Linked DNA regions of Mus musculus: region 1 is linked to region 2. A link is a loop called in an ENCODE intact Hi-C map of the cell type or tissue named here. Cell type or tissue: left cerebral cortex. All regions are shown on one strand. Each heading gives the region's core, and the rest is flanking DNA. Links, peaks and the distances in the headings are about the cores only. Region 1 overlaps Slain1 (SLAIN motif family, member 1). Region 2 holds the start of Cln5 (ceroid-lipofuscinosis, neuronal 5).

The links. A loop is a pair of places that touch in the nucleus more often than their neighbours do. Peaks named below come from ENCODE experiments on the same cell type or tissue, not always from the same donor. Only the 100,000 strongest peaks of a DNase experiment are listed, where the experiment ranks them.
Region 1: it touches region 2 in a loop (3-fold over the local background); 10 of 42 quality-filtered maps call a loop at or near these places.

Annotation. Positions count from the first base shown.
Region 1 is chr14:103,673,093-103,688,256 of GRCm38, forward strand. Slain1 (SLAIN motif family, member 1) reads left to right here. Exons shown (of 7, transcript NM_198014.3): 3 at 12,577-12,726; 4 at 14,970-15,164. Among named protein-coding and RNA genes, the nearest start is that of Slain1os, 19 kb to the right of the region's middle. In left cerebral cortex, for the core only: no CTCF peak of the experiment used is centred there; DNase peaks (open chromatin) are centred at 6,263, 6,872 and 7,440; H3K4me3 peaks cover 694 bases; H3K27ac peaks cover 3,884 bases.
Region 2 is chr14:103,060,848-103,076,011 of GRCm38, forward strand. Cln5 (ceroid-lipofuscinosis, neuronal 5) reads left to right here and starts at 9,369. Exons shown (of 4, transcript NM_001033242.1): 1 at 9,369-9,620; 2 at 10,787-10,952; 3 at 12,340-12,565; 4 at 14,981-15,164. The coding sequence starts at 9,499. Gm41236 (a long non-coding RNA gene) reads right to left here and starts at 1,639. Exons shown (of 3, transcript XR_874912.1): 1 at 1,509-1,639; 2 at 805-911. In left cerebral cortex, for the core only: CTCF peaks have their summits at 9,069 (motif pointing right) and 9,268; DNase peaks (open chromatin) are centred at 9,403, 10,069 and 10,316; H3K4me3 peaks cover 1,904 bases; H3K27ac peaks cover 1,557 bases.

The DNA.
Region 1 (15,164 bases), core at 4,090-9,089, 610 kb after region 2:
TGCAGGTTTGCTGCTACAGCTCTATAACTGGGGATGGTGATAATTCCTGCAGTTGGTCTCTTTTTTTTTCTTTTCTTTTCTTTTCTTTTCTTTTCTTTTCTTTTCTTTTCTTTTCTTTTCTTTTCTTTTCTTTTCTTTCCTTTCCTTTCCTTTCCTTTCCTTTCCTTTCCTTTCCTTTCCTTTCCTTTCCTTTCCTTTCCTTTCTTTTTTAAAGCTATCTTGATTTTTATTGTGTTTCTCTATGAAGCTGAAAATTGCCCTTTCAAGATCTGTGAAGAAATGTATTGGAATTTTTATGGAGATTGTATTGAACCTGTAGATTGCTTTCGGCAAGATGGCCATTTTTATTATGTTAATCCCACGGATCTATAAGCATGGGAGATCTTTCTATCTTCTGATATCTTTTCTTTTATTTCTTTCTTCAATGTCTTGAAATTTTTAATCACACAAATCTTTCACTTGCTTGGCTAGGGTTACACCAAGATATTTCATATTATTTGAGGCTATTGTGAATGATTTTTTTTCCTATATCAGAAATCTTTGTATATAGGAAAGCTACTAATTCTTGTGAGGTAATTTTGTACCCAGCTACGTTGCTGAAGATTTTTATCAGCTGTTGGTGTTTCCTGATGGAATTCTTAGGGCTGCATACTCTAATATCACCTGCAAATTATGACTTTTTGATTTCTCCCTTTCTAATTTGTATCTCCTTGATCTCCTTCAGGCGTCTTATCTCTCTAGCTAAGACTTCAGGTGCTGTACAAAATGGGTATGGAGGAGTAGACAGCCTGGTCTTGTTCCTGATTTTAGTGGAATTGCCTTGAGTTTCCCTCTATTTAAGTTGATGTTGACTATGAACTTGCATGGCCCTAGTATCTATCCCTAATATCTCCGAGATATTAATCGTGTACTGAATTTTATCAAAAGCCTTCTCTGCACCTAATGAGATGATCATATGTTCTTTGTCTTTCGGTTTGCCTTTAGAGTGGGTTACATTTATCAATATACGTATGTTGAACCACCTGGGCATTTCTAGGTTGAATCCCACTTGACAGTGGTCTATAGTGGTCTATGATCTTTTTGATGTGCCCTTGGATTTGATTTTCAAGTATTTTATTGAGTATTTCTGCGTCTTTGCTCATAAGGAAAATTAGTCTGTAACTCTTTGCTGGGTCTTTGTATGGTTAGGGTATCAGAGTAACTGTGGCCTCATAAAATGAATTAGGAAATGTTCTTTCTGTTTCTGTTTTGTGGGATAATTTGAGGAGTATTGGCATTAACTTTTCTTTGTCCAGTAGAATTCTGTGCTAAAACTACCTGGCCTGGGCTCTTTTAAATGGGAGACTTTTAATGACTGATTCTATTGTGGTTTGTAGTTTGCTTAAATTGCTTATCTGATCTTGGTTTAAGTTTGGTAAGTGGTATGTATGGGAGTGTGTGTGTGAGTGTGTGGTGTATGTATGTGTGTGTGTGTGAGAGTGAGAATGTGTATGAGTGTGTGTGTGTGTGTGTGTTTGTGTGTGTGTGTGTCTGGGAGTTGTGTGTGTGGGAGTGTGTGTAATATGTATGTGTATATGTGCTTCCCGTCTTGTGATGCTACTAGTCTGGAATTAGTCTCAATTTTTCTTGGGATGTAGTTAACTTCTTTAGGTTGGACTTTATCTTCTAGCACCTTCTGTAAGGCTGGATTTGTAAGTAGATATTGCTTGATTTGGGTTTTATTATGAAATGTCTTATATTCTCCATCTATTGTAAGTGAAACCTTTTCTGGTTATATTAGTCTGGGCTTCCTGTGTGCTTGGTCTCTCAGAATCTTCAGCACATTTGTTCAGGGCATTTTGGCTTTTATTCTCCACTGGGAAGTCAGGTGTAATTCTAATGTGTCTGTCTTTATACATTTTTGGCCTTTTTCCCTTGCAGCTTTTAGTATTCTTTCTTTGTTCTGTACATTTAGTGTTTTGGTCATGTACTGAAGCAACTTTCTTTTCTAGTCCAGTCTGTTTGGTGTTCTGCATGCTTCTTATAATTTAATTGGGATCTACTTCTTTGGGTTAGGGAAATCTTCTATATTTCTGTTAAGAATATTTCCTGGACCTTTGGGCTGACCACCTTCTCTTTTTTCTAGCTCTAATGTTTTTAGATCTGGTCTTCTCATAGTCCCAGATTTTCTGGATGTTCTGTGCCAGGAGGTTTTAAGATCTAACTTTTGTTTGTTTTTGACCATTGTATTGTGTGTTAACATGCCCGAGACTCTCTTTCATCTCTTATTTTCTGTCAGTGGCGCTTGCCTCTGTGGTTCCTGTTTGAGCTCCTAATTCTTTTCTATTTTTCCAGATTTCCCTCAGCTTGGGATTTCTTTATTGATTTTATTTCCACGTTCAGGCCTTGGATGTCTTTATTCATTTCCTCTTTAAACACTTGCATCATGCTCATAAAGGGTGTTTTTAAGGTCTTTACTGTTGAGCGCCGGCTGTGGTGGAATTGCTGGGCTCTAACAGAGACATGCTGTCCTGGCTGCTCATTCATTGTGTTCTTACGATGGCATCTGGGCGTCTGGGATTGGCCAGATTGAGATTCTAGGTGCTGGTAGCTAGGCTTGTCTTTGTTGGGTGGGGGTTTTGTTTGTTGGTTTGTTTCCTCTCTGGTTTTTAGGAGAATGTGGTGGCTGTATGTTGTCTATAGCAATGGGCTCCTGATAGATCTGGGCACTTTGGGTTCCAGGTAAAATGTGGTTCTGGGACCTGAGACTTTGGATGCACTGGGAGCTGTGGGGGTCATTACTGGATTAAGGAAAGCTGGCTGGCAGGGTCTGGTAGTTACTCCCCTGGGAACGGGATGGGGTGAGGAGAGGGCCCTGTGGAAGGTCTGCTGGACAGCTGGGGATGAGACTGGGGATTGGTCTTGGAGAAATGGTGGGAGGTGTGAAGCTCTGTCGTCAGCCTACAGGCTTCTCTTCCACAAGTGGCCTGGGTAACCAAGGAGTGCTTGCTGCAGGTGGCGCTTGGGAGAGCCACAGTGGATGTTAGGAGGGTAAGAGCTGTGTAGTCCACTGGAATTGGAGGCAAGGAGGAAGGGGCGTCTATGATAGGTGTTCTGCTGCAGAGCCATGGATGAGATTGGGGATTGGACTTGGAGAAATGGAGGCAGGTGTGAGGATCTGCAGTTCGCCTACTTGCTTCCCTGGGCGGAGTCAGCCCTCACTGTTACTCTGAGGATCTGACTTACGAAATGCTGTCTCTCCCAGTGCGTGGCCATGAACAAAGGATGCCTTTCACATTTTTAAATGGTTGAAGAAAATCAAAAGAATACTTCACAGCCCGCGAGTATGCTACTAGATTCAACTTTCACTGTGTGCGTGGGAAGTTTCTCTTTCACATAGCCTTATTTATGTATATATTATCTGGGCTGTTCTTGTAATCTCAGAAGTAGCTATGACTCCAACATTAAGGCCAGCAAAACTGAAGTATTTATTAGTTGGTGCTTTCTTAAAAAAAAAAAAAAGGCGCACTGGCACACTGGCCATTTGTTGTCATCTGTGGACTGGCCGTTTGTTGTCATCTGTGGTAGGGAGTCCTCTTTAGCCCACTGTGTGACTGTCCTTACTTTTACCTGAAGTCATAGTGGGGTTATCTTCCATCACTTGCATTCGTTTTGTTTCTCTTATGGATTTTGACAATTCCATTAACAACATGTCCACCAAATATCAGTTGTATAAACTTGAGCCAATAAGACAAAAAACTTGAAGGTAATCATAAGACAGACACTTGATAACATCTTCAGATGTCTCACTGATGTTTACATATTAAGATTAACCCTGAGATATGCTGAACCACATTTTCTAAGCAATCTCTTTACTTTTCCATGGTTAGCTGCTTCTGTCCTGTTGTTGTTGTTGGCAGTCATTCCCGACTGTTGTTACTGCGCATTGGGTAGGGGTGTAGTCGGTGCAGAGGGTTACTGCGCGTTGGGTAGGGGTGTAGTCGGTGCAGAGGGTTACTGTGCATTGGGTAGGGGTGTAGTCAGTGCAGAGGGTTACTGTGCATTGGGTAGGGGTGTAGTCGGTGCAGAGGGTTACTGCGCATTGGGTAGGGTGTAGTCAGTGCAGAGGGTTACTGCGCATTGGGTAGGGGTGTAGTCAGTGCAGAGGGTTACTGTGCATTGGGTAGGGTGTAGTCGGTGCAGAGGGTTACTGCGCATTGGGTAGGGTGTAGTCAGTGCAGAGGGTTACTGCGCATTGGGTAGGGGTGTAGTCAGTGCAGAGGGTTACTGTGCATTGGGTAGGGTGTAGTCGGTGCAGAGGGTTACTGTGCATTGGGTAGGGTGTAGTCAGTGCAGAGGGTTACTGTGCATTGGGTAGGGGTGTAGTCGGTGCAGAGGGTTACTGTGCATTGGGTAGGGTGTAGTCGGTGCAGAGGGTTACTGCGCGTTGGGTAGGGTGTAGTCAGTGCAGAGGGTTACTGTGCATTGGGTAGGGGTGTAGTCGGTGCAGAGGGTTACTGTGCATTGGGTAGGGGTGTAGTCAGTGCAGAAGGTTACTGTGCATTGGGTAGGGTGTAGTCGGTGCAGAGGGTTACTGTGCATTGGGTAGGGTGTAGTCGGTGCAGAGGGTTACTGCGCGTTGGGTAGGGGTGTAGTCGGTGCAGAGGGTTACTGCGCGTTGGGTAGGGTGTAGTCAGTGCAGAGGGTTACTGCGCATTGGGTAGGGGTGTAGTCGGTGCAGAGGGTTACTGTGCATTGGGTAGGGGTGTAGTCGGTGCAGAGGGTTACTGTGCATTGGGTAGGGGTGTAGTCGGTGCAGAGGGTTACTGTGCATTGGGTAGGGTGTAGTCAGTGCAGAGGGTTACTGCGCATTGGGTAGGGTGTAGTCAGTGCAGAGGGTTACTGTGCATTGGGTAGGGGTGTAGTCGGTGCAGAGGGTTACTGCGCATTGAGTAGGGGTGTAGTCAGTGCAGAGGGTTACTGTGCATTGGGTAGGGTGTAGTCAGTGCAGAGGGTTACTGCGCATTGGGTAGGGTGTAGTCAGTGCAGAGGGTTACTGTGCATTGGGTAGGGGTGTAGTCGGTGCAGAGAGTTTGCTTCTGTGTGCAAGGGCCTTGATTCAGCCCCCAGCACTGACAACTAGACCATTGCTGGGAGAAACCCTTTATGCCAGCCTCTGCCTTCTTATAATATTTATTGCTCTCTAGTTTACACATAACAGGTCCTTATGACTCACGTTCATCTCCTGTGAGCCCCTTTCCGAGGCTGTGCCCCTTTCTCCTCCCTGTCTGCCATGCCTCTGGTTAGCAGGTTTGCCTTCCTTCCCTCTGCAATGCTCCCCTTCTCACAGTCTCTGTGAGCCGTAGATGCACTTGCTCCTCCTGCACACCACCCCTTCCCTCATCTCTGAGGTCCCCCTGCCCCCCAGCTCATATATCTCCTCACTTTTGGTAAGCAAGCGCTCCTTAAAGACTTTTTTCTTCATCTCCTATCTGCTCCATCTCTTCGTACTAGTGTCTCTGGCTTGCTTTGTAATTTGTATTCGCTGGGGTCTGATTTGCCCTGGCCTTTTCCTAGTTCTCCTCTGCCACATCCCTCTGACAGGGGCTATAGCTCCTATGCAGACCATTCCCTACTATTCTCTTGTCTTGCTTTATTGTGTGTTTGTCTTATATCCGTTTTTTTCTTTGAGCCTCTTCACCCTTCAAGGTGGCCTTTCTCAGGTTCCTTGACGGATTCTCCATACATTCTTTCCTCTTACCACTTTCCCCCATTGGTTTCCATGGAATTCATGATAATTCCTCTGCCTCAGCCTCTCAAGTTCTTGGATTATAAAATCTTGACTCCAAATATCCATTTTTAAAAAAGATTTATTTATTTTATTTATATGAGTACACTGTAGCTGTCTTCAGGCACACCAGAAGAGGGCATTGATCCCATTACAGATGGCTGTGAGCCACCATATGGTTGCTGGGAATTGAACTCAGGACCTTTGGAAGAGCAGTCAGTTCTCTTAACCACTGAGCCATCTCTCCAGCCCTCCAAATATCCATTCTTAATTAGCCGTCCCTTTAATCCCTTGTCTTTTTGTCTATGTCTTTCCCCTTCATCTAGCACCTGTTTGCTGTACTTTTCTGTGTCTGTCTGCTGTCCACTCCTGAATGCTAAGTCTGTACTCGGAGCCTGTCCTGCACCATCTCAGCTGAGCTCAGCTTTGGTTTTGGCATGTGCGTCTTGTGTTCTTTGTTTGAGTGGGTGGTGTGACTGCGTTCGTCTTTCTCCACTCTCATGTTCCCTGGGTGGTAGATGTCTCCACCTGAGCCCAGCTGATAGCTCATTGTGCCCATCTGACCAGATGTTCCGAGCATGCTTTAGTGAGGACTGTGCCTTCCTGAATCTGCTGGGAAGTCTCCACAGTTGTCCTCCTGGCCATCAGTCTGTATGTCTTTAGTTCATTTGCATGGCTGTCGTCATAAGATACAGATCTAATTGTGCCTCTCTATCTGTCAGAATCCAACCGTGTATATATACAGTGTACGAGTCAGTGTCGTCAGGGACTCCCTAGTTCTACCAGCGTGTCCCTCAGCTGAGGCCTAAATGGACACTTGTCACTCAAGGCTGGAAGCTGCTCTTTTATGCCTTTGCACCTCTGCTGCTCTTCTCCATCCCAGGAGGGCATTTTGCGACACAAAGGCTCCTCCGCTGCCAAGGGCCCTTTTAAACATCATGCCTTCTGTTGGAAACTCCTCCCGGTGTGAGCTTCATTCTGACTGTGTTCCTCACTCTGCTCCACTGTGCTTCCTGCAAGGCCTTACTTCCCTGCCTGCCTGCCTGCCTGCCTGCCTCTCTTCTGCGGTAGCTACTATTTAGAAACTGGAGTGGGAAGGAGGGCGAGCATTCCCCATATTTTATTCATCTCAGTGGCTGTGGCATCCGGCACTCTACAGTGTGATAGTGGGTGCCTGTTCAAGGGAGGGGAGAAGTGATTTTTCAAAGGCGGGGGTGGGGGGGAAGCATACGGGCTCAGCAGGCTTCCCCGCATGGGAGGGAGCAGGAGAACCTCCGTGTGTTTCTGTGAGGAGGAGTCAGTCGCCACTGGAGACTGACCGTCAGTGCTTTCTGTATCTCTTGGCAAATACTGAATGGCTCTGGACGGGTTTTGTAAATAGTGATGGTCTGAGACATTCTGTAGCTTTTCTTTCATTTCTTTTCCTTCCTCCCCACCACCCTGTCTGTCTCTCTCTGTGTCTGTCTCTCCTCTCGCTCCAGAATTGCACAGGCCATTTGCATACAGATATCGAAGTGACACTTGGTCAGCCCCACAAGGCTAAACTGTAGAAGACTGAGGGAGAGTACATTTTAGGTGGTCAAGAAGAGAAGCCATGAGCAAGAGTCACAAGATCATGACTTATTTAGAAAGTGGGTCTGTGTAAACTTTGAGGAGCCAGTGCTAGGCTCTTTTAGAAAGCCTGTTTGAACAGGATCATTCTGCCCTTCTGGGGTGACACTGACTCTAGGTCACCTGACTTCTCTGAGGGTGCTTAGGAGACGAGTGGGTTAAGAGTTGACATAGTGTCTGCGTGCTACAGCTTTGCCTTGTATGTGTGAGTGTAGTAAGAAGGCGGAAAGGATGAAGTGGAGGTTAGAAATGTGAAGTGGTGCTGACAGATAGATTTTCCTAGAAAGATCAAAGCTCTGTCCTCCCTGGGCACTCCACCTGACTAAACAGCACAGATGTCGGGCACCCGAAGCAGCGTGCCTGTAAGGATCGAAGGTCTGGGCCCTTTTGGAGATTTTAGAAGATGTTTATTTTTCAAGACTGAGGAAGCCTGCTTGCGTTTTTGTGTGGTTTACTATCAACTGGCTGGAGTTTTCATTTTAACTGTGTGCCCCAGAATTCTTCAGTGACTCCCCTTTAGCTAATTTTTACAGGTTGGTTTTCCCAGTCACAGATCTTCACCAATAGTAATATAAAAATCATTAGCTGGGGTGGGGGTGGGGTCACAAGATTAATACTGATGAATTCAGGGAGTTAGTTGTTTCTTATGAGTGTGGGGGAGTGTTCTACAGGCACGTTTCTTTCACTGAACCTATTACTGGCTTGAAATGTCTAATTATATTCACCTTTGTCTTCAAAGACATTATGCTGAACACTGTTATTTTAAGTTTAAGGTACTGGATAAAATAGTGTAGCTGTCAGAGTAGGAACGGTAGGCTGGTTTTAAAGTAAGTAGACATTAGTTTAACATGTTTCACGTTGTGTGTACTGCCCTCAGCTCGGATCCCAAGTGGCTGAAAGGATGTCATCTGCACATGAGCACACAGTATGAGTGCGGCGGTTTATAGAATACTTGGCCGCATTAGTTGTTTTCTTACGTTGTTCTTTATGTGATGTGGGAGTCTGGGATTGTGTACCATGTGTGTGAAGCTGTGGAAACCTGAAGAGAGCATCAGATCCCTTGGGGCTGAGGTGGTGGTTGTGAGCCACCGGTGTCGGGGCTGGGAACAAAGCTCAGGCCTGCACCACCTCTCTAGCCCCGTATTTCTTGAGTTTTTAACTCTGTTTCGTGCAGAACTGACCTCCTCCGAGGATGTCACTGAGATTTTAGTTAGATCAGGCTTCTCTTTCATGTGAATTAGATCATATTGATTCTTCAGTTTGCCTTTGATATTATGCAGAGACATATACTCAGTAAAATTTGAATATTCCCTATTTTGTGTGTGTGTGTGTGAGTCTAGGCAAAGCTGATTGATGGACTATCAGTTTTTCCGGGAATTTCTCTGTCATGCACCCACACAATAACTGTGGCAGTGGGCTGCAGAAGCTAGACGTCTTTTTCTGAAAGCAATAACTGCCTGATATCTTCCCAGGATTGTCTTAGTGTGATCCCTGGAGGGACTTATGTAGGATTTTTTTTTTCTTGTATGTATGAGAAGGTATAAAACAACTTCACTAATATTTATTTTAAATTGGAAAACTTAAAGATGCACAGAAAATAAGCGAGCAGATGACTGAGCACAGTCGGCCTTTCCTTCCGGCAGGGGTTGGAATTCAGTAAAAAGCACACTTCACGTCACGTCCAGGAGTTCCTACAACGAATCCTTTTGTAGAATAGGAGTGAAGGAAAATCATTGGAGAGCAGCCAATCCTGTTTCTGCCTTGGGAAGATTGTCTTCCTCCTCTTGGGGTCATTTTGGGCATCTTTAAGAATCAAACAAGTTAACATCTTTGTATTAAGAAAGTCCACTCTGCTAGCTGGGTATGACGGCAGACATTTGTAACTCCAGCACTTTGGCCAGAGAAATAGGACCAGGAGTTCAAGGCCAGCCTCAATTACATAGTAAGTTTGAGGCCAGCATGTCCTGTGGGAAAGACCTTGTCTCAAAAGAACAAACAAAAACAAACTCCAAAGCAAACAAATCAACCAAATGAAACTGCCCCTTTAACTGTCCTGTGTTGTTTGTTATTTAGGAAGTTGTTTCTGGTGTGGATCCTTAGCTCCGCAGAAAGGAATGGAGAGGAAGTGTCCCTTCCTCCTCTTGCTCCCTCCCCTTCTCCTCCACAGCAGAGCCGTGGGCATTAATAGAGCAACATTGTTTTGTGAGATTGCCTTTATAATAATTCTCCTCCCTCTGCCCAAATACCCAGCTCCTTTCTGAAGAACAATGTAGTGTTCTTGCTTGCAATAGATGCTATCTGTTCCTAGTTGTGATCTTGCTGTCATAGCTGCGATAACTGTGCCATTGTGCAGGAAGGCTGGGCCACTGTAGTTATTGTGTAGAATAATGGATGCTGTTTGCTTGTGATGTGTTGTCCCCCTGCATCTGTGGATGAGAACACGAAGTCATTGTAATTGGCCTGGCGCAAGATCAAACTCATATAAAATATCATTGTCTGTCCACCAAGTTAGCAGTCACAAAGGACTATTGGCTTTATCTTCTGTACACAGAATTTGTAATGACAGATACCCTGCAATTGAGATTGAAGGTGGTAAGAGCAACCACCTCATGTGTGTTAACTGCAATTTCATGGTATATTGGGGGTGGGGATGGGGTCAAGTTCTGAGAGTCCATGTCTGCTCCGACTCAGTAAGAACTGATGGAGCACAGGCATACAAGTAGAATAAAGGACTCACAAGATCTGTGTCAATTAGGAACCAGACCTCATGACAGCGTCTCCCAGGCAACCTGAGGATTCTGAATATAGTTGCTTGGCTGGCTTCCCTCACCTCTATAGGAAGTAAAATCATATTTACATGACTGAAATAGTACTCATCTCTTAAGACGCTGGACGGAGGCGGAAACAGTTCTGCTCTTTTAAATGACCTTAGTGGGATTTTCAAGGATCCAGCTTACTGTTTGCTTGACTGCCCACATTCTCCATGCTCCCCATCCCAGGGGCCACCTCACAAACTTCTCGGTGGTGGGCGAGTGCCCCTTAGCAGGCACCGTAGAAAGGCCCTGGATGCTTTTCAGGGTTGGTCTTGTCTTTTAAGAATGAATTTGTTTAATTTGTGTGAGTGTTTTTCCTGTGTGTATGCATGCGTCCCGTGTGCATGCCTGTTGCTCACAGAGCTCCGAACCTCATCCAGAACTGGAGTTCTGAATAGTTGTGAGCCACCGTGCAGAACCACGGGGTCTCTGCAAGAGCTACAAGCGCTCCTAACTGCTCCCATCTCTAAAGATGTATCTATATAAAAGTTTTTGATCAGTATGTTCTGAAATTAACTGCATTGAAAGTAGACCAGATAATATTTAGGGCTCTGAACATTTACTATTAAGAACATGTCCTTAAACTTTTAGAAATTTCAAGTTTTCTTGTTTTTTTTCCCCCTTTGATATTGTTTTATGTGATCACAAAACACTTAATTTTTACTCAGAAATAGAAAATACTTCTAACGTGGAAGGCTGAATTTCCCCTTTTATATTGCATTTAATCAGAATGAGGCAGACTTGCTATTTCTCAGTAGTTGTGTGAATGGGGCCTAACTCATAAATGGCTTGTTTTTACATATTCTCCTTAAATAAATGGAAGTCAGTTAATGTATGAAAAGTTGCTTTGTTTTCCTTTCTTGAAAAAAAAAAAAAGTCTCCTTTTCCCCCTGATGAACCAGCATCTGCCTGTGTAGCGCTAACTGCTGCTGTTTTTGCTTCCGTGACAGCGAGCCGATGGCGGAGTCTCTTCTCTTCACCTGCCTCCCTGGCTTTCCCTTATAGCCCTGTTGCAAGACTCAGCCCTTATAGCAATGGCATTAGTACTCCCAGCTCCTCTAAAACCTCCAACAAAGCAATACTAACACCTGAAAGAACAGGTAATATTTCAATTCCTGACCAGCTGCTTGCTTTGCTACTTAGCCATGAAACAGGACACACACGTCCATCTGCCGTGGGAAAGCCCGAGGGTGATCTAGTGTCTGAGAGGTTATGCTGCACGCTTCCTCTGTGTACGGAAAGCGCATGCGTCCGTCCGTGTGCTTGTTCACTGCTTGGCTAGGTTGTGTTTGGTAGATTGCCCTCTCTAGCGAAAGCGCCATGTAGGTACGCGTTTCCGAATGCTTGACGTGGATGGGATCTGGGTTGAGGTATTTCTTTACTGATTTCAAGATTACACGACTTTGCCGGGCGTGGTGGCGCACGCCTTTAATCCCAGCACTCGGGAGGCAGAGGCAGAAGGATTTCTGAGTTTGAGGCCAGCCTGGTCTATAAAGTGAGTTCCAGGACAGCCAGGGCTATACAGAGAAGCCCTGTCTCGAAAAACAAGAACAAAACAAACAAACAAACAAAAAGATTACATGACTTTATGTCATTTTCTAGAGTTTGTGTTTTCTGTTAGGTTTTTGAATCCAGGCCTCAGCAGAAGCAATGTTGGATCTTTATGAGATTAGAGTCTCTTCACCATTGCCTTTTTTGTCTCAGCATTGGTGTGAATCCATCGAAATAACATTTGAAAAGTTGCTCTTTCGTTCGACTCCTTTCCTCTTTGGTTCCTTTAGATTATCCCACTGACTATTTTTCCCTGGGGATCAGCAAGCCTCCTGTGATAGTTCACTGGTCACAATTACGAAGTTGTGTATGATTTTATATAAATGTTTCTTTTATGCATGCCATTTTCCATTTATGACACTACTGTGTCTGCCCACTAAACATGGACTGTGTTAAATTTAATTGTGAAATATATAATCAGTTATTGCCAGAGACAGTCATCTGATTATCAATTAAAAGTATGCATATATGCATATATTATATGTACATGTATGCATTTATATACATATAAATTTTGTATGCACAGTTTTCTTAGCATGTGTGTGTGTGTCCTCAAACACTGCTCTCTTAGATTTTGGCACGAATTTTTTAGTAGGCAGTATCGAATGATTTTGCTTTCATTCTAGAAGTTGGATTTGAGAAAAAAGAAAACAATAAATAAATTGTTTTATACTTATAATTTATAAACAAGTAAAGATATATTTATTGTTTGTCAAATGGTGTCATGTCAGTCTTTTGTGACATGTAAACAAGGAAAATGCCACTTGTATATGAGTTATAACACATGTATACTTATGATTTCAATAATAATAATGTATTTCCTCTGTGTTTTAGGTTATACCTCCAGGGGCTCTCCACTTAGTCCGCAGTCATCCATCGACAGTGAGCTGAGTACCTCGGAGTTGGAGGATGACTCTATATCCATGGGATATAAATTACAGGACCTTACTGATGTTCAGATCATGGCTCGTCTGCAAGAAGAGAGTATGTTCTTTTTAATTGAGGGACCCCAGGTTCCCCACTTAGACAATAAGTGCTGGAGAGTCATGAACCTTTCCCAGGGAGTAGGCAGACAAGCGGATTCTTTGTTTCATATCAGCTTCCTTTGTAGTTGGAAGAGTTACATGTCCCTTAAGTGCTGAAGAACATTGGAGGTGTTAGGCCAACTCTCAGCATCATTGATCTATGGAGACTGTAGGCATTCCAGAACATTCTGCTCATAGCAGTAGGTTAAAAACTGACACACAAAGGTTCTCAGCATCTTTATTTGCAGTAGCTTGTATCTGTTACTTTTCTGTTGTTGTGGTTAAACATCAGATGCACAGACAGCTTAAGGAAAAAAGAGTTTATTTTGCTCATGGTTCCAGAGGGTGAGAGTCCACTATGACATGGTGGAGGATGGCTGCAAGCAGCAGGCATGGTAAGAGGAGAAGGAAGCTGAGAGATCACACCTTTAACAGCAAAGGGGAAACAGGAGAGTGAACCAGAAGGAGGGCCAGGCTATGAACTCTCAAGGCCTGTAGCTAGTGCTGTACTTCCCTCAGCAGGGCTCACAGCTCCTAAATGTCTCCAGACAGCACCCTCAACTGGAGACCAAGTGCTCAAATGTGGGAGTCTATGGAGGGTATTTCTCATTTAGACCATCACCTTCTAGCTGGAGTGTGTTTAGATGCCCTTCGGTAATGAAGGCTTAAGAAAATGTGGAATATCCATATCCTAGAGTGTTACTCCTCAGTAAACAGGAACACATGATTATTGATAGGTCACCTTAGGTGGGCTCTAGGGAATCACAAGAGATTGCAGTGTAACTATTTCTGTAACCTTTTGAAATTATAGGCCTTGGGAAGTGTAGGGCAGATTGGTGGGTGGGGGTGGGGCTGAAGGACCTGGAAGGAAGATGATAGCAGATGGGCTTTGATACTACAAAAGGGTTCGTGGTGTAGAGATTCTTGGTATTGTGAGTGGCATACACGCATGCAGCGAGTACAATAATTATAAGAAAGATAATATTGACCTGTACATACATAAGTATATGAAAAAAATCTGAATAAAATGGGTAGATTATAACACTGTTGATATCCTAATTATTATTCTAATAAAAAATTTGCAAAACTGTTGGAAACTGGGTGAGGTCCTTGAATTACTTCCTAGGGCTTTGTGGGGGCCCATAGTAATCTTTAAAAACATCAGTAAAAATGATTCCTATGCTCCAGGCTGAGTGACTGTGGGAGATCACTGGAACTACAGCAGTTTACCTTGTGTGAGGCACTTCAGAGGCATTGGTATCGAGGGCGCAGTAAGGTGTGCATTGCAGCACTGGGTAAAGCTTGTTTAGGGTTTATCTCTTCAGGCCAGCATAGTGGAAACTTAAACACACCAATTTCCTCATTTTAGAATTACTCAAGAGCCCTGTGAAACACATGGTGATACTTATGCAGGGTTTAATAAGATACATGGTGAAGAGCAAGGCAGTTACTTTGTATCATTAGCTGTGAATTTAAGTGCTTAGCCCAAAATGTGGAAAAAGATTGGACTCATATTTAGATATTAAGTAGCCAGGAAGAGACTACTTTAAAACTTGGCTACAGGCAATGTTAGGAATAAAACACTGCATCATAACAAATTCATAGTAATGAAAAACAAAGACAGTGTGACTGTCTATAGGGTGAATGCTACTGAGGATGGTGAGGATGGCTTAAAGCTACTGAAGCGTTGAAGCATCGTGGTGCTCTGAAGAAATTATAGCTAGTAACATAAAAGAAAGTGAGAGATGACCTTGTTTGAAAATATTCGCTCCTCAGGTTTTAAACTTTCTTTTTAGCCCTGGACATCAGTAGAGGGAGCAGGTACCTTACTGCATCAGGGATTTGGTTTTTGTAATACCTTTGGCTCACAGGAATTTGTAGTTATAGTGATTATTTCTTCCTAAACTCTGTTTTCCTAACTGTATTCAAACCTGAAAAAGGATAATTTGGACATTTTTATAGGTAATGATTTCTGGAGCCATAGCAGATAGGTCTGATCTTCACAGCCATGGGGATATAGTTTTTTCAAAATTGTCTGACCTAACATTAGATATGTGACTGGTAGATAAATGTGAGGCTTTTTTTTTTTTTTTTGTTTGTGTTGGTGGTTATTTAATGTCCTTAAACAAAATGCTATGTCCTTGTTTGAGTGACTTATTGCCATTTTAAAATAAAAATGTCAAGTACTGTGTGTTTCACTAGGTCTCAGGCAAGACTACGCTTCCACGTCAGCATCAGTGTCCAGAAACAGTTCCAGTGTATCCCTGAGTTCAGGGAAAAAGGGGACATGCAGTGATCAAGAGTATGATCGCTACAGCCTGGAGGACGAGGAAGAGTTTGACCATCTGCCGCCACCCCAGCCCCGTCTTCCGAGGTGTTCACCTTTCCAAAGAGGGA
Region 2 (15,164 bases), core at 5,996-10,995:
GTCTATTTGACATAAATTACATGAATCACAGGTCTCAAGTTTTCTTTCAGCTTCATCTACATTGTGAGTTCCAGGCTATTCGGGACTACCTAGTCAGATCCTGCATCAAATAAAGAAAATAAGTAAATAAGCCAAAAAAAAGTACCTAAAACACTTACAAATCTATCTTTTATTTGAGGAAGTGACATCGTAGATCAAAAAGTGATGCTTGCACAGAAAGGGCCCCCAAAATACAAGTGTTTCATGTGATTTCCAAAGCCCGGAGGCTTCGGTGTGGCCTTCACGTCACCACTGTTATGCACTTGGGACAGCATCTACAGGAGATAGCATGCATCCTCTCCAGCTGGGTTTGGAAGCCAAGAGAAAGCGGGAGTCTGTCAGCTGTAGCACTGGGAAATTCATCCCCTTGGGTTCATCAGAAAGCATTATTATAGGTTTCTGTCCAAGAAAGTTTATGTAACTGGTCTCAGGGGAGGGCTAGGCATCACAGGATTTTTACATTTTTATTTAATTTTATTCATGTGAGTATACTGTTGCTCTCTTCAGACAAACCAGAAGAGGGTTTTAGATCCCATTACATATGGTTGTGAGCCACCTTTTTAAAAAAATTTTTTATTTTTTTATTTTTATTTTTTAGCATCCCAGTTGGTTCTCAGGTGCAGCAAAGTCAGAGTACTACAGACCTGGGCTGGACAGAGAAGGATCCAAAAATGGCAAGCGAGCAGGTAGCACTTTCCAGAAGATGGTTTTCAAGTCAATGAGCATCAATTTAAACAAATACTTCACAGCTTTAGGCTAACTCACCGTGTACAGCAGCAGCAGCAAGCGCAGGGAAGTTAAAGTCTGCCAAATCCTGCGCATGTGTCCCCACGGGCTCTCCCACATGTGGCTCTCCTCTTCTACACGGCTCACTTTCAAATGAGTAAAGAAAGAGGTGTATCTGGTTGGCTTTGAGAATAAGTCCCTTCGCCCTCAAAATGAGAGATATGCATGTATTAAAACACCCAAGTAAATGGAGCAGAAACACTAAATAATTCTGAATGTCTCACAGCCACACCAGCTGTAAGTATCACAATCCAGCCACAAGGTAGAACGTGGAAGTGCCCTCTGGAGCAATTGAAAGTTAGAGCTATGCATTAGCTTCCAGAAAGAAAGGAGACTAGATGGTCACAAAAGGGTGGATTTTACATGGAGAGATCGATAGATAAACACATAGGTCTGCTTTGTATGTAGTTGTTTATTTTTTAAATTAAGATATCCAACCCTTCCCATATACCTCATTTGCTCTCTTTCAAATACTCAGCCTCTCTTTCCTTAGTTGTTTTACATGAAGGCATCTGGGCTCTATAGTGTTATTAATACGAATACAAAATTCAGGGCTGACTTCTTGACATTGAATAATCAATAGGTGTCCTTTACCCGGGAGAAACCAATATCTGCCCTGGAGGGGAAAACAAACAAACAAACAAACAAACACCGATCTCTCCTGCTCTTATCATTCCTGTTACCTGTAGCTCTTTGAGATCCTCCTCCTCCCACGGTCACGTGACTATCAGTGTTGCTCTCGTTCACGTCCTGTTACGGCATCATTAAGACATCCAGGGTGCACTCGACCAGTTTTAAAAATCTATTTGGAACATTAAACATGATAGAAGTAGAAAAAAAGAAAGAAGGAAAAAGATGAAAGAAAGAAAGGAAGAAAGGAAGGAAGAAAGAAAGAGAAGTAGGAAAAAAGAAAGGAGAGAGAGAAAGAGAAAGAAGGAAAGAAAGAAAGAAAGAAAGAAAGAAAGAAAGAAAGAAAGAAAGAAAGAAAGAAAGAAAGAAAGAAAGAAAGAAGGAGAGAGAGAGACAGGAAGGAAGGAAGGAAGGAAGGAAGGAAGGAAGGAAGGAAGGAAGGAAGGGAGAGGGAGGGAGGGAGGGAGGGAGGCAGGGAGGGAGAAAGAAAGAAAGAAAGAAAGAAAGAAAGAAAGAAAGAAAGAAAGAAAGAAAGAAAGAAAGAAAGAAAGAAAGAAAGAGGGAGGGAGGGAGGGAGGGAGGAAGGAAGGAAGGAAGGAAGGAAGGAAGGAAGGAAGGAAGGAAGGAAGGAAGGAAGAAAGAAGACATCCAGGGTGTGGTTTCCATGTCATTCCTAGGAATTGTCCCACCCCGTCTTCCATGGTGATCCCTGAGGTGCAGTAGTTGTATTGTGGATGTGTCAGATGGGACTGGGCTCCACACAGTCACTTTGATCAGTTGTGGTTTTCCTTAATGATCGCCATCTGTTGCAAGGAGATGTTTCTCTGATGAGGACCTCATATATGAGGATGAGTGTTTTCAATAGAATTAGGAGTTAGGCATGTACACAGAGCAATAAAAAACAGGGTCACACGTGTCTGCGTGTTTGTACACTTGTTTGTGGAAACATTAATACAATGAAATTTACAAATGTGTGCCTTGAAGACATAGTCTTGGAGAAAGAAGCTAGACGCCTGAAACTTATAGAGGAGAAAGTAGGGAAAAGCCTTGAAGATATGGGTACAGGGGAAAAATTCCTGAATAGAACAGCAATGGCTTGTGCTGAAGATCAAGAATCAATAAATGGGACCTCATAAAATTGCAAAGCTTCTGCAAAGCAAAAGACATCGTCAATAAGACAAAAAGGCCACCAACAGATTGGGAAAGGATCTTTACCTATCCCAAATCGGATAGGGGACTAATATCCAATATATATAAAGAACTCAAGAAGGTGGACTCCAGAAAATCAAATAACCCCATTAAAAAATGGGGCTCAGAGCTGAACAAAGAATTCTCACCTGAGGAATACCGAATGGCAGAGAAGCACCTGAAAAAATGTTCAACATCCTTAATCATCAGGGAAATGCAAATCAAAACAACCCTGAGATTCCACTTCACTCCAGTCAGAATGGCTAAGATCAACAACTCAGGTGACAGCAGATGCTGGCGAGGATGTGGAGAAAGGGGAACACTCCTCCATTGTTGGTGGGATTACAAGCTTGTACAACCACTCTGGAAATCAGTCTGGCAGTTCCTCAGAAAATTGGACATAGTACTACCGGAGGATCCCGCAATACCTCTCATATATCCAGAAGATGTCCCAACCGGTAAGAAGAATACATGCTCCACTATGTTCATAACAGCCTTGTTTATAATAGCCAGAAGCTGGAAAGAACCCAGATGCCCCTCAACAGAGGAATGGATACAGAAAATGTGGTACATTTACACAATGGAGTACTACTCAGCTATTAAAAATGAATTTATGAAATTCCTAGGCAAATGGATGGACCTGGAGGGTATCATCCTGAGTGAAGTAACCCAATCACAAAGGAACTCGCACAATATGTACTCACTGATAAGTGGATATTAGCCCAGAAACTTAGGATACCCAAGATATAAGATACAACTTGCCAAACGCATGAAATTCAAGAAGAACGAAGACCAAAGTGTGGACACTTTACCCTTTCTTAGAAATGGGAACAAAACACCCATGGAAGGAGTTACAGAGACAAAAATTGGAGCTGTGACGAAAGGATGGACCATCTAGTGATTGACATATGCAGGGATCCATCCCATAATCAGCTTCCAAATGCTGACACCATTGCATACACTAGCAAGATTTTGCTGAAAGGACCCAGATATAGCTCTCTCTTGTGAGACTATGCCGGGGCCTAGCAAACACAGAAGTGGATGATCACAGTCAGCTATTGGATGGGTCACACGGCCCCCAATGGAGGAGCTAGAGAAAGTACCCAAGGAGCTAAAGGGAACTGCAACCCTATAGGTGGAACAACAATATGAACTAACCAGTACCCGGAAGCTCTTGTCTTTAGCTGCATATGTATCAAAAGATGGCCTAGTCGGCCATCACTGCAAAGAGAGGCCCATTGGACTTGCAAACTTTATATGCCCCAGTACAGGGGAACGCCAGGGCCAAAAAGGGGGAGTGGGTGGGTAGGGGATTGGGGGGGTGGGTATGGGGGACCTTTGGGATAGCATTGAAAATGTAAACGAGGAAAATACCTAATAAAAAAAAAGAAGCTAGACACCAAATATATATATATATTTTTTAATATATATATTTGGTATATATATATATTTATATATATATGTGTGTGTGTATATTTTTTAAATATATATATTTGATATATATATATATATATATATATTTGGTGTGTGTGTATACACACACACATATGAATATGAGCATGGCTCTGTTTATGAATTACCCAGAAGAAGCAAGACAAAGTCATCGTTTAGTGAATGCAATTTCATTTGGGGCCAATGGAAAAACTCTGGACCTCACTGGTGGTGGTGGTGGGGCAGCATAGTAGTCTACTGGATCTTACACCTCTAAAACAGTTACAGCAGTGAGCTTTATGCTATGTGTAGTTCACCAAAAAGAAACAGAAGGAAGAGAAAGAAAAGAGGAAAGGTGTTGGCAGAGAGGAGACAGAGGGCTGTATGTGGTCGGCTGTGAAATGTGCCAGGGAATGGTTTCTGGTTGTGCCCTTAATGACCCTGCACCCCTTTCTACCCACTTTAATCTCTGAAGTTCAATTCTCAAGGGTTTGGGCAGTGGGCCAAGTGTTGGCTATAGTCAACAGAACAAAGTAGAGAAAAATAGAAGATGTGGGTGGGGCTGCAGCAGCAGGTATGCTTTGCTCCTCACCTTCAGAAACCAAGGGCCTTGTCACAGTCCAGCCTCCCTAGATGCACCTGCACTTGCTCTTGGCTGTCACTTTTGCAAGCCAGTGAAGCTTGCCAGGTAGAGGCCTGGCTGCAGTATCCTGCACCCCAGCAGGCTTCTGGGGTCTCTGCATCTGGGCCCGCGAGTGCCCCATCGCGGCAGCTGGGGCTGGGGTAAAGTACAGAGTGCCCGCAAACTCTAGCTTGAGTGAGGCCTCCAGCTTTGCTCCCTGAGCGCCAAGTGAACCCCACTACAGACTCCACGAGGCCTGTCATTTTCTCTTCTGTGGCTAGAGGGCGCCAGAGAAGCATAAACTAGCTTTTAAGATTTGGGTCAGGGACCATAATCTTTAAAATAAATGGCAAAGGTAATAAATGGATTCTCTTCTCTGTAGGACTAGTAGATAGTAACTTCCACGAAACTTATTTCAAAGAATAATGTCAGTATTGATACACAATCAATTTTCAGTTTTGTCTTTGGGTTTTTTTTGTTTTTGTTTTTGTTTCTGTTTTTTTTTTTTTTTTTTAAATTTTACACAATACAAATTTGAATTGCTCAATTTCCAAATCTGGAACTTGAAGTATTTTTAACTAAGAATACAGAGTCAGGAGGGCCTCTGTTTCATCTTCACCAAAACTGGGAGGCAAAGAATGCCTTATAGTCTTATAACAGTCCCATGTCTTGAAAAAGTAGTATTGGCTAATATGCAGTTGCACTCTGTATTTGTATTTTGGGTCTCACAATAAAAATAATTCCAGAGACATAAGTCTCATTTTTTTCATATGACCGCAGGAAACGGTAACAAATGGATTTAATTTGGTTTTTGTTTGTTTTGTTTCATATGGCTAGAACAAACTATATTTCTTCTGTACATAAGATATATGGAAGAAATTTGTTCTTTTATTATTAATAAAATCTGCAGTCTCCGGGAATGATGCTTTTTATCAGACCATTAAATTATTAGCTCCATGTCTTCCAGCAGAAATTCACTGTGACCCTATGTTTACAATGTTTAGTAACAACCTGAACCTACACCCAAGCAGAAGTCTAACTTGAGCTGCTCAAAACCATGTGTGGTAGGATGCACACCTGGAAGGCTGCACATCTGGTGGGTGGCTCACCTGGAAGGCTGCCTCTAGCCTTTGACCTGGCATGAGATTCACATGGCTGAATGTTAGTGCCAGAAGCCCAGATTAGACGTACATATGACATCGATAGCAAGTAGAAGGAAGAGCAGCAGCATCGACATTTGTGTCGATGGATATCATTAGGAAAAGGAGAATAAAGACTAGCGGGTATGGGAAACAACATTCTCCAGTCTGGTCCTGAGCTCTGGAGGTCAGATCTGTTTCTGTCACTGCCTGATAGGACTCTGAAAATCTGCTCAGTGGCTCTAAGCCAACACCACTTAGGTCCGAATTCAGAAAGGAACACTTTCAGCATAGCTTTGTTGTAGGGTATGTTTAGCAAATCCCATCTCTGTCAAAACCTTGACACTAACATACTTTTGTTTGACCAATGGTTTGTGCCCTTTATTTCTTTGTTATGGGTAGTTAAGATAAGGTGTGGCTCAGTGGTAAAGGCTCTAACTTATCTTCTCTAAGGCCCGAGATAGACTTTCAGAACCATTATGTGTATTGGAATTCAATTTTAAGCTAAATTCATCAGATTATACCAGCAAACTTTGTACATATATCCACAAATTTGGCTTTTATTGGGGAGCCATAAACTGGCCAGCACCCCAACTAAAATAGATTAGATTTGTTACTGTGGCACAGAGACAGGTTTATGTAAGGTAACTAAGGCAGGAGAATGAAAACAGAAGTCCAAAAAGTAACATCAGGTTATTGGAAGAGTTTAGATAGAGAGGATGCATCGATTGCTCTGTTATGATAACGTGCCTCACAGAATCAGCGCAAGGAAGGAAGGGTTGATTTTGGGTCAGGTTTAAGAATATAGTTAACATGGCAGGGGGCATGGTGGTGATGCATGCATGAGGCATATGGCCACTGCAGTAACCAAGCAGAGGGATATGAATGCTGGTGGTCACCCTGCTTTCTCCTTATTCAGTCCAGGAAGAAATCCACAGCATGGTTCTGCACACACTCAGCGTGGGTCTTCTGTCTTCAGTCCAACCTTCTGGACACACTCTCAAACATGCACTCAGAAGTGTGTTTTCTGTGGAAATTTTTAGTGTAGTTAAGTTGGCCCTGAAGATTAACCACCACCAAAGACTGTTGTAGTACATCGACAGACTTTAAGTCTCTTTTTGATTGGTTGCTATAAATCTCCAACTTAGGGGGTTTCTTCGTTTCTTTATAATTTGACTGTTTAGGTTCAGCGGCTGAGAGCACCGGATGCTCTTACAGAGGACTCAGGTTCAATTCCCAGACCTCACCTCACAGAGGGGTCCTGTGGGGATCTGATGACTTCTTCTGGCTTCTGAGTACATCATGGACCTACATGCACATGATGTATAGACATACATGCAGGCAAAACACGCATACACATAAAAATTTTTAAATCACTTTGTTTACACACAGATAGCACAAGAATTCCATTTTAGTTTGGCCTGCTGAAGCACAGTGCAGGAGCGCAGTCAGAGTCCGAGCAAAGGACTTTTATTGGTTTCTTTGTTGCAGTTTTTTAGGTTTTGTTCTGAGACAAGGTATTGCTCTATAGACCAGACTGTCTCAAACTGTAGATCTTCCTGCCTCAGCCTCCTGAGTGCTGGGATTTCAGATGTCCCTCCATGTCCAGACAACATGTTTTATCAAATCATGTAAGAAAGAGAGAAATGTTTGTTATGAAGCTGGTTTTCTTGAGAAAGACTCATAACTGTTCAAAATGAAAATAAAAACTCATATTCAGTAACTCAGTTCAAGCTTAAAGACTACTCTAAAAGAATCAATGCAAATGGTCAAAGATTGTAAATTATAAATTTCTTGATTTTGAATTAGGGGTTTACATATCATACATGTGTGTCATACATTAAACAGATGCCCCCGGGGGCTGGAGAGATGGCTCAGTGGTGAAAGGCATTGACTGCTTTTCCAGAGGCCCTGAGTTCGATTCCCAGCAACCACATGGTGGCTCACAACCATCTGGAATAGGATCTGATGCCCTCTTCTCGTGTGTCTGAAGACAGCTACATAAATAATACATATATACATACATACATACATACATACATACATACATACATAATTAAAAAATAAAACAGATGCCCCCATCGATTCTCCTCATGAGTGACTATTACAATTTCTAACTTTACTAAATTCAACCCTAAATTGAACCTTTAAACTCACCTTTGACCTATTGTAGCATCTTTGACATTATGCTGTGATAGGCAAGAAAAACTGTTAAGAAAAATCTGAAATTAGAGGCTACAATACAGTTGATGTATTTGTTTAGGGCAGTTAAGCACCTATAAAGCAGGTGAGTATATCTAAGGCCTACAAACCTAGTTAAAATATCATTACTCTTTCATTAAAATGTGGTTAGAAAATTGGTGTGTCCGAAGCAAAAAAGCATGTCGTGTTTGACAGAACCTTTAGCAACCTGGAAACCCTTCTCAGAATAGTGATTTATTTAGTTCACAGAGTTATAAATAAGAAAGCAAAGATGAGCTTGAACTTAACACGTTTGCCTGGCTAGTTATCATCCTGAAGTCAAAAAGAGAAAGCCAGCCATCACCTGCTAGGACACGTTAAAGTATCATGATGACACCCTGTTTTTTTCATTCCCTGAGAAACTTTGTCTCCTAAAATTTACAGACTTAATTTTTTTTTTTTTCCTTTTGGAAAATACATCAGCAAGGACGAAACAGCTAGAACCTTTGGCAGAGGAATCTCTGAGAATATCAGCCTCACACTACAACCCAGATAGGTCCAAAACTTTTGATAAAGGGTTTCTGGATCTGACATTTCTATCTCTTCTTGAGCTTCAGAGTTGGCAAGCAAAAAGGATCCCGTGTTCGCTTTGTAGTTCAGACCTCATGCAGCTCCTATGTGCATACACATAGTGGGTTTGCTAGGAGATCTCCAAAATACTGCCTGTTCCAGTCTCATCTCCAGCGTACGTGAGTGATCTTGGTTGCCATCACTCAGTGCAGTGGCCTGAACAGCCTGATTCCGTATGGCGTGATGCTCTTAGCAATCTTACACTTACTGGACAAAGGAGGACCGGAGGATAAATGGATTAAACCTAGCTCTATTGGTCGGTCTTAAGCTTTGAAGAGTCACGGATAATACTAAGTGTGGCAGAGGACAGAACCGGAGCAGAGCAGTCCAAGTCTGGTGATGCCGATGGCAGCACGGAAAGCATATTGTCATTGCTGATCTTTGCAACATTCTCAGAGAGGCCAGGAGAGGGCAATCATTTCCTGTAATGTCCTCATTTTTTAATTCCGCTGAGCACCCAGTGTCTCCAAGCAGAAGATTTGTGTTGGAGACTGGCCTGGGCCATGTGGGTCAAGAAAGTTCATAAGTGTTTTATTGTTGTTACGGTTTGGCTGGTGATGGCTGCGGGGAGGGCAGAAAGCACCTTTGCGCTAGAGGCATAGCACACATCCACCAGGCTGGAGTGAGTTTTGCAGTACCAGTCTCACCCTTCCGGGAGGACAGGGCTTTTTAGCGTCCAGCGCACGCGCGCTGGAACAGAGGCGCCCCGCCCCGGCCGGGACAGGGGAGGCGTCACGCGCCCGGAGGTCACACGGCCAAGCCGGCGCTGGTGCTTGGCTGGCTCCTCGCGGCGGCGCGCACGCAAGGCCGACGCCGGGGCCCCGGAGCCTCCGGGATCTCAGGGAGCCGCGGATGCTGCGCGGGGGGCCATGTGGAGCGCACTGGCGCCCGGCGCTCGCGCTGGCGCTGCTCGGGCTGGCGACGATTCTGGGCGCGTCCCCGACGTCTGGGCAACGCTGGCCGGTGCCCTACAAGTGAGTGAGACGGAGCGGGGCGGGGAGGGGACTTGGAGAGGGCGGATCCGATACCTTAGCGCGCCCGGGGACGCAGGGCACAGGGCGGGCGACACTAAGAGCATAGTTCCTAAATAGTTGGCAACTCGGGGATCCTCACCGGTTCTGGGCAGTTCAGAGTCCTGGGAGGAATGGAGAGTGACATCACTGCACGGAGTGACTTTTAGGTGCTACTGACTTGGAGAGCAGGTTAAAATGTTTTAAACACTGCAATTATTTCATGCCTTATCGTTAGCTGCCATTGCATAACATTTGGGGAGAATTTACAGGGAGCCTGCTTGCTCCCCTGTGTCCTTACTGAGCTAAATGGGGAATTTAGCTGACTGACCCGGGGAATTTCCTCCCTAGGCTAGTCAGGATCACCTTGTTGGTCCACTTCAACCTGGAGGGTAGGTAGGGCTCCGGACCTGAGGAGGTGATCGCAGTCTTTGACTTAGCTAAGTTTTGACAGCCTGTGGGGAATTGCGAAACAAGAAGCGCTCGGTCTTCGGGGTTGCGGGGGACAGGGGTGGGTGGAGTGGTGGCTGGCGTGGGCATAGTGAAGTGGAAAGAGATGCAGCTTTTGAAAGCATATGTTTTGCATAACAGAATGAGGGGCGGGGGGGTTCATGGCATGATGCATGTTCCTCTAAGGAGTTCTTAGTTCTGAAGGCTGCAGACCAAATCTGGTCCCATTTGCTCATCCTCTGTGCGGTCTTAGGGAATTTAACTCAGAATCTTCATGCTCACATACCCTGGACAGAAAACAGGAAATGATAGTAGCCCTCGCATTTCTGGTGAAAACCAGCAGTTGCCAAACTTAAATATTCATGTGTTCTGTTCATGAATTGGTTCTTCTAAATATATATGAGAGAAAAAAAAGTTTAGGGTTGAGGTTGGTTTTCATGAAAATATTCACAAGAAAAAAAAAACCTTAAATACCCAATAAAACAAGAAAGAGATTGTAAATCTCAAAGTATTTTATCTAATACCAGGAGACGGAGGCTGACTGGTCTTTTGACTCTAAAGAAGCCCCGATTGACATTCCCACCTGACAACTGGTATATAGCTGTAAGTTAGATCAGGTTTTGTCCCCGTGTTAAGATTGTTAGAAGAGCAATTCTGAGGATGGTTCTCTTTCTCACCAGGCGCTTCTCTTTCCGTCCGAAGACAGATCCCTACTGTCAAGCTAAGTATACTTTCTGTCCTACCGGCTCGCCCATCCCAGTTATGAAGGACAATGACGTCATCGAGGTCTTACGACTACAAGCCCCGATTTGGGAATTTAAATATGGAGACCTCCTGGGACACTTTGTAAGAATGCATCTTGATCTTGTAGCTTTACTTAAGTAATTCAGCTATTACTTTGACTTAAATGAGTAGTCAAATGGTTACTAGGTCATATTAATTGATAACTTTGTATGTGCGGGTTATGTGTGTGTGTGTGCACCTGTTCACAAGCATCAAGTGGCTGGAGGCTGCTGGGTGTCACTCATCATATCATTCCCTTAGGACAGGGTCCCTCACTGAACCTGAAGCATACATTTTTGTCTAAACTGGTTGGCCAGTGAGACAACTCCTGCCCTCAACACTGGGATGACAGACACAAGTGGAAATGACTGGCTTTTAGGTACGACATGCGTGCTGGGGATTTGAACTCAGGTCTTCATGCTTGCATAACAAGCACCCTTACCCATTCAGCCATCTCTGCAGCCTGTGATATAGTTCCTAGCACCTTTATGTTGGGAGTCAGGAAGAGTTAGTTACCACTGGATCGGCATGGAGCTGTGCAACTGTAATCTTGGGACTTGGAAGGTCCTAGCAAGAGCATCACCATTCCAGAGTCAAGCTGGGGTACAGGATACCACTGTCTCAAACACAGAGCAAAGGCTGCCATGAGGAGCATGTGCCCTGCCCTTCATCTGTTTTGCTGTGAAGAGTCTTGCAGTGGGCGCCCAGACCTTAGCACAGCTGATGCCTTCTGACCTAAAAGCTCAGCATGTAGACCCCAACCCTGGCTGAGACAAGAGCAAAGACTCAGTCTATCATGGTAAAGAATTCTGGGAAAGTGTCTAAATGTATGAACCGTGTGTGTGTGTGTGTGTGTGTGTGTGTGTGTGTGTGTGTGTGTGTAAAGCCAAGGTTGGTAAGGCTCATGGCTACACACCTGGACAAGTTTCCCAGGTTAGCCCTTTGGCCTGTGAATACAGACTTTCTGTTGGCTTGGACAGTCCATGTGTTCTCAGGAGGGGTTACCTTGCAACAATCTCAACCCTCCTTGCATACTCAGCTTCTAGGAATGAGAAGAAGGTCACAACAGACAGGAATCACTTCTTGATCTCCAAGTTCTGCTGTAGGCCCCTTCCCGGCTCAGTGAATCACTCTGGGAGGCAGGCACACTCTGGAACAGTCCCAAAGGCTTTTCATGTTTGCCATATTCCTTAGCTTCGAGAGGATTTCAAGTGTCCTTACACAGCTCACATGTGTGCTGAAATGAGCCCTAGTTGCCAGGACAAAAGTGATGGGTGCCTGCAGCTTGAGGGGCCATGGTGTCACCACCAGGATAGTGACACAGAAGTATAGCCCCTTTGAGCGGTTGTTGTGCATGGTGAGCATTTGTGGGGCAGCAAACTCTCTCCCGTGGGTGACCTGGGCCTACGGTTACCTCGCAGACGACTTCACACGTGTTATCCCTACACAGAAACTTATGCATGACGCCGTGGGATTCAGGAGCACACTGACAGGCAAGAACTACACAATTGAGTGGTATGAACTTTTCCAGCTGGGCAACTGTACATTTCCCCACCTCCGGCCTGACAAGAGCGCTCCCTTCTGGTGTAACCAAGGGGCAGCCTGCTTTTTTGAAGGAATAGATGATAAACACTGGAAGGAAAACGGGACACTGTCAGTCGTTGCAACCATATCCGGTAAGTAGGGTTTGATGACGGTACCAGTGAGCAAGTGGAAGATTCCATTCCTTCACTGAGATCGCAGCCATCCATGTTCTGCCTCCTGGTGATCATTTGTAGTCTGTACTTCCGGTTCCATTCCACACGGAGCCGACTGGATCCTGATGTAGAGCCTTGCTAGGAATTGCGAGGCTCATCTGCTCTGTCCATGATAAACATGAGTGAAACAGATGCTGTGTATAGCTAAATTGGAATCCAAATAGATAGCAGTTAGGGGATCCATAAAATGCCCTATTAGGGAGGCCTCTTAACTGTGTCTGAAAAGAATTGTGGTTATAACTTATTTTTACGGGGAGAAATACTAAGGATTTGCTGTTTCTTGGCCTGTCTTTTTTCTGAGCACTCCACTTCGATCACTTACTGGCATCTCCTGAGAGAATCATTACAGTTCTCCCCATTGTGCAGATGGCGAAACTAAGATACAGGTTAAAGCTATCCAGACAATAAGTGGGATTCTGGTCTTGTAGGAGAGCCTTGCGGGCAGTTCTCTTTAAGAACTTCAGGACATTTCTGCTGTTTTGTATTGGGAAGTTGATGACGCAGCAAATTTTGCCTTCCTGGCATTATATGTTGCAGATTCTTTTGCCATCAGAACTCTTATCGGTAGCTTATTACGCGACCATGGATCACATTGACCTTCCTGGCCCATTGCCTCTTCTGGGTAATTCAGGGCCAGCTCATACTGTGTGTGTGAACCTCACTTTATACAAGTTGGTTGTCTACCGTGCTGGAACGGAAGCACTCTTTGTGATGCTAATGATCCCAGGGCTGGAGGAAAAGATCTGGCTATTTCTTAGTTTTTACACAACACTTTAAGACGTGTTAACTCAAAATTCAGTGTGTGTAGGGGTGGGGGTGGGGGTGGGGGCTAAGACTTTCCTTAGGTCACAGAGCTGGATGGAACAGGCCACAATGGAACCTGCAGTCTTTTTTTTTTTTCAGATTTTATTTTACATATATGAGTATGTATTTTATTTTATTCATATGAGTACACTGTAGCTGTCTTCAGACAAACCAGAAGAGGGCATCAGATCCCATTACAGATGGTTGTGAGCCACCATGTGGTTGCTGGGAATTGAACTCCGGACCCTTGGAAGAGCAGTCAGTGCTCTTAACCACTGAGCCATCTCTCCAGCCCAATAGCCTGCCATCTTTTAACACGGCCACCACTTTTCTGACCTTCCTTCTACTTTCTAATTCACATGACCCACTTATCCCAACCATGAAAGCTCATCTCTTTCAGCAACACTCAGTAAAGCCAGTGGCTTCTATCTTACATCCCAACCCAGTTCATAACCTCTTTTCTTCTTCTCCTTTAAGCTGGTAATTCTATCAAACACTGATCATTCTTTTACTGTAAACTGCTTTAATTTCTAGAATTTGAAGCTTGTAAGTGCGTTCTTCGTCTTGCCTGTGATTCACCCTTTCCCCAGACCTTGTCTGGATGTTAGGACACAGTGTTTGGGAGTCCAGCTTTTCCAGGTGACTTCCAAAGAGCCAGGCCTCCAATGCTAAAGCAGATTTTCTAACACTGCAGTTTTGTGGCCCTAATTGTAGTAAAGGAATCCAGTGGGATCACTCAGCACATGAGTTCTTCATGAACTCAGTCTGGTGGAGCCCAGGAATGGTTTGCTGGTAGTAAGATTCAGGGGCCTCGATCTGTTGTATCTCTAAAAGCCCTGGTAAGAGCATCACTGGGCAGAAAAAACAGCATTCTCTTGAGTATTTGGAGAGATTCTTCTGATCTGGTTCGAGGTGGTAGGAGAAGCCTTAGCCACCAAGGAGTCTGAAGCCAGCACAAACAGTGGCCAGTTTGGTTGACGGGTTAGAGGGATTTGTGTAGTGCGTTATCAGTAGCAGCCCAGCAAGCAGAATACAGGAGGAAGCGGGTAGCTGGTATTCACGTGTGTGAGAGAGGATGCATGTCGCTTAGCTGTGACAGGGCAGCAGCTCCCTCAGCAGCCCTTTGTTCCCACCAAGCATCCATCTGCCCTTTCCCTTGTTCTTACACTGTCTTTGCCTTTCCTCTTTCCCCACTTCTGGGTCTTGCTTCTCTTTTCTCCTTTGCTTCTGAAGCCAGGATGTGAACAGAGAAGAATGGCTTCGGTATACGTATACTGACACTCTCCGTGTAGTGCTGACCTTAGCTTAAATACGTATAGAATTTTAGGAGTCCTCTGTCTACCCCCATTGTGTCTTGTATTTGCAGTTCAAAGGCCTTAAGAATGGAAGAAAACGTGGCCAGGCTTGCAATCCTGTTGTGGGCTTTGAAGTTTTAAAAGTATTTCTTATTCATCCATTCTGGTCTTAATGGCATTGGAACTTTTTATAAACAGTTTATTTTGTTGTTGGTATTTTTTTCTTCTTAACTAGGAAACACATTTAACAAAGTGGCCGAGTGGGTGAAGCAGGACAATGAAACTGGGATTTATTATGAGACATGGACGGTCCGAGCCGGCCCAGGACAAGGGGCCCAGACGTGGTTCGAGTCCTACGACTGTTCGAATTTTGTCTTAAGGACATATAAGAAATTGGCTGAATTTGGAACAGAATTCAA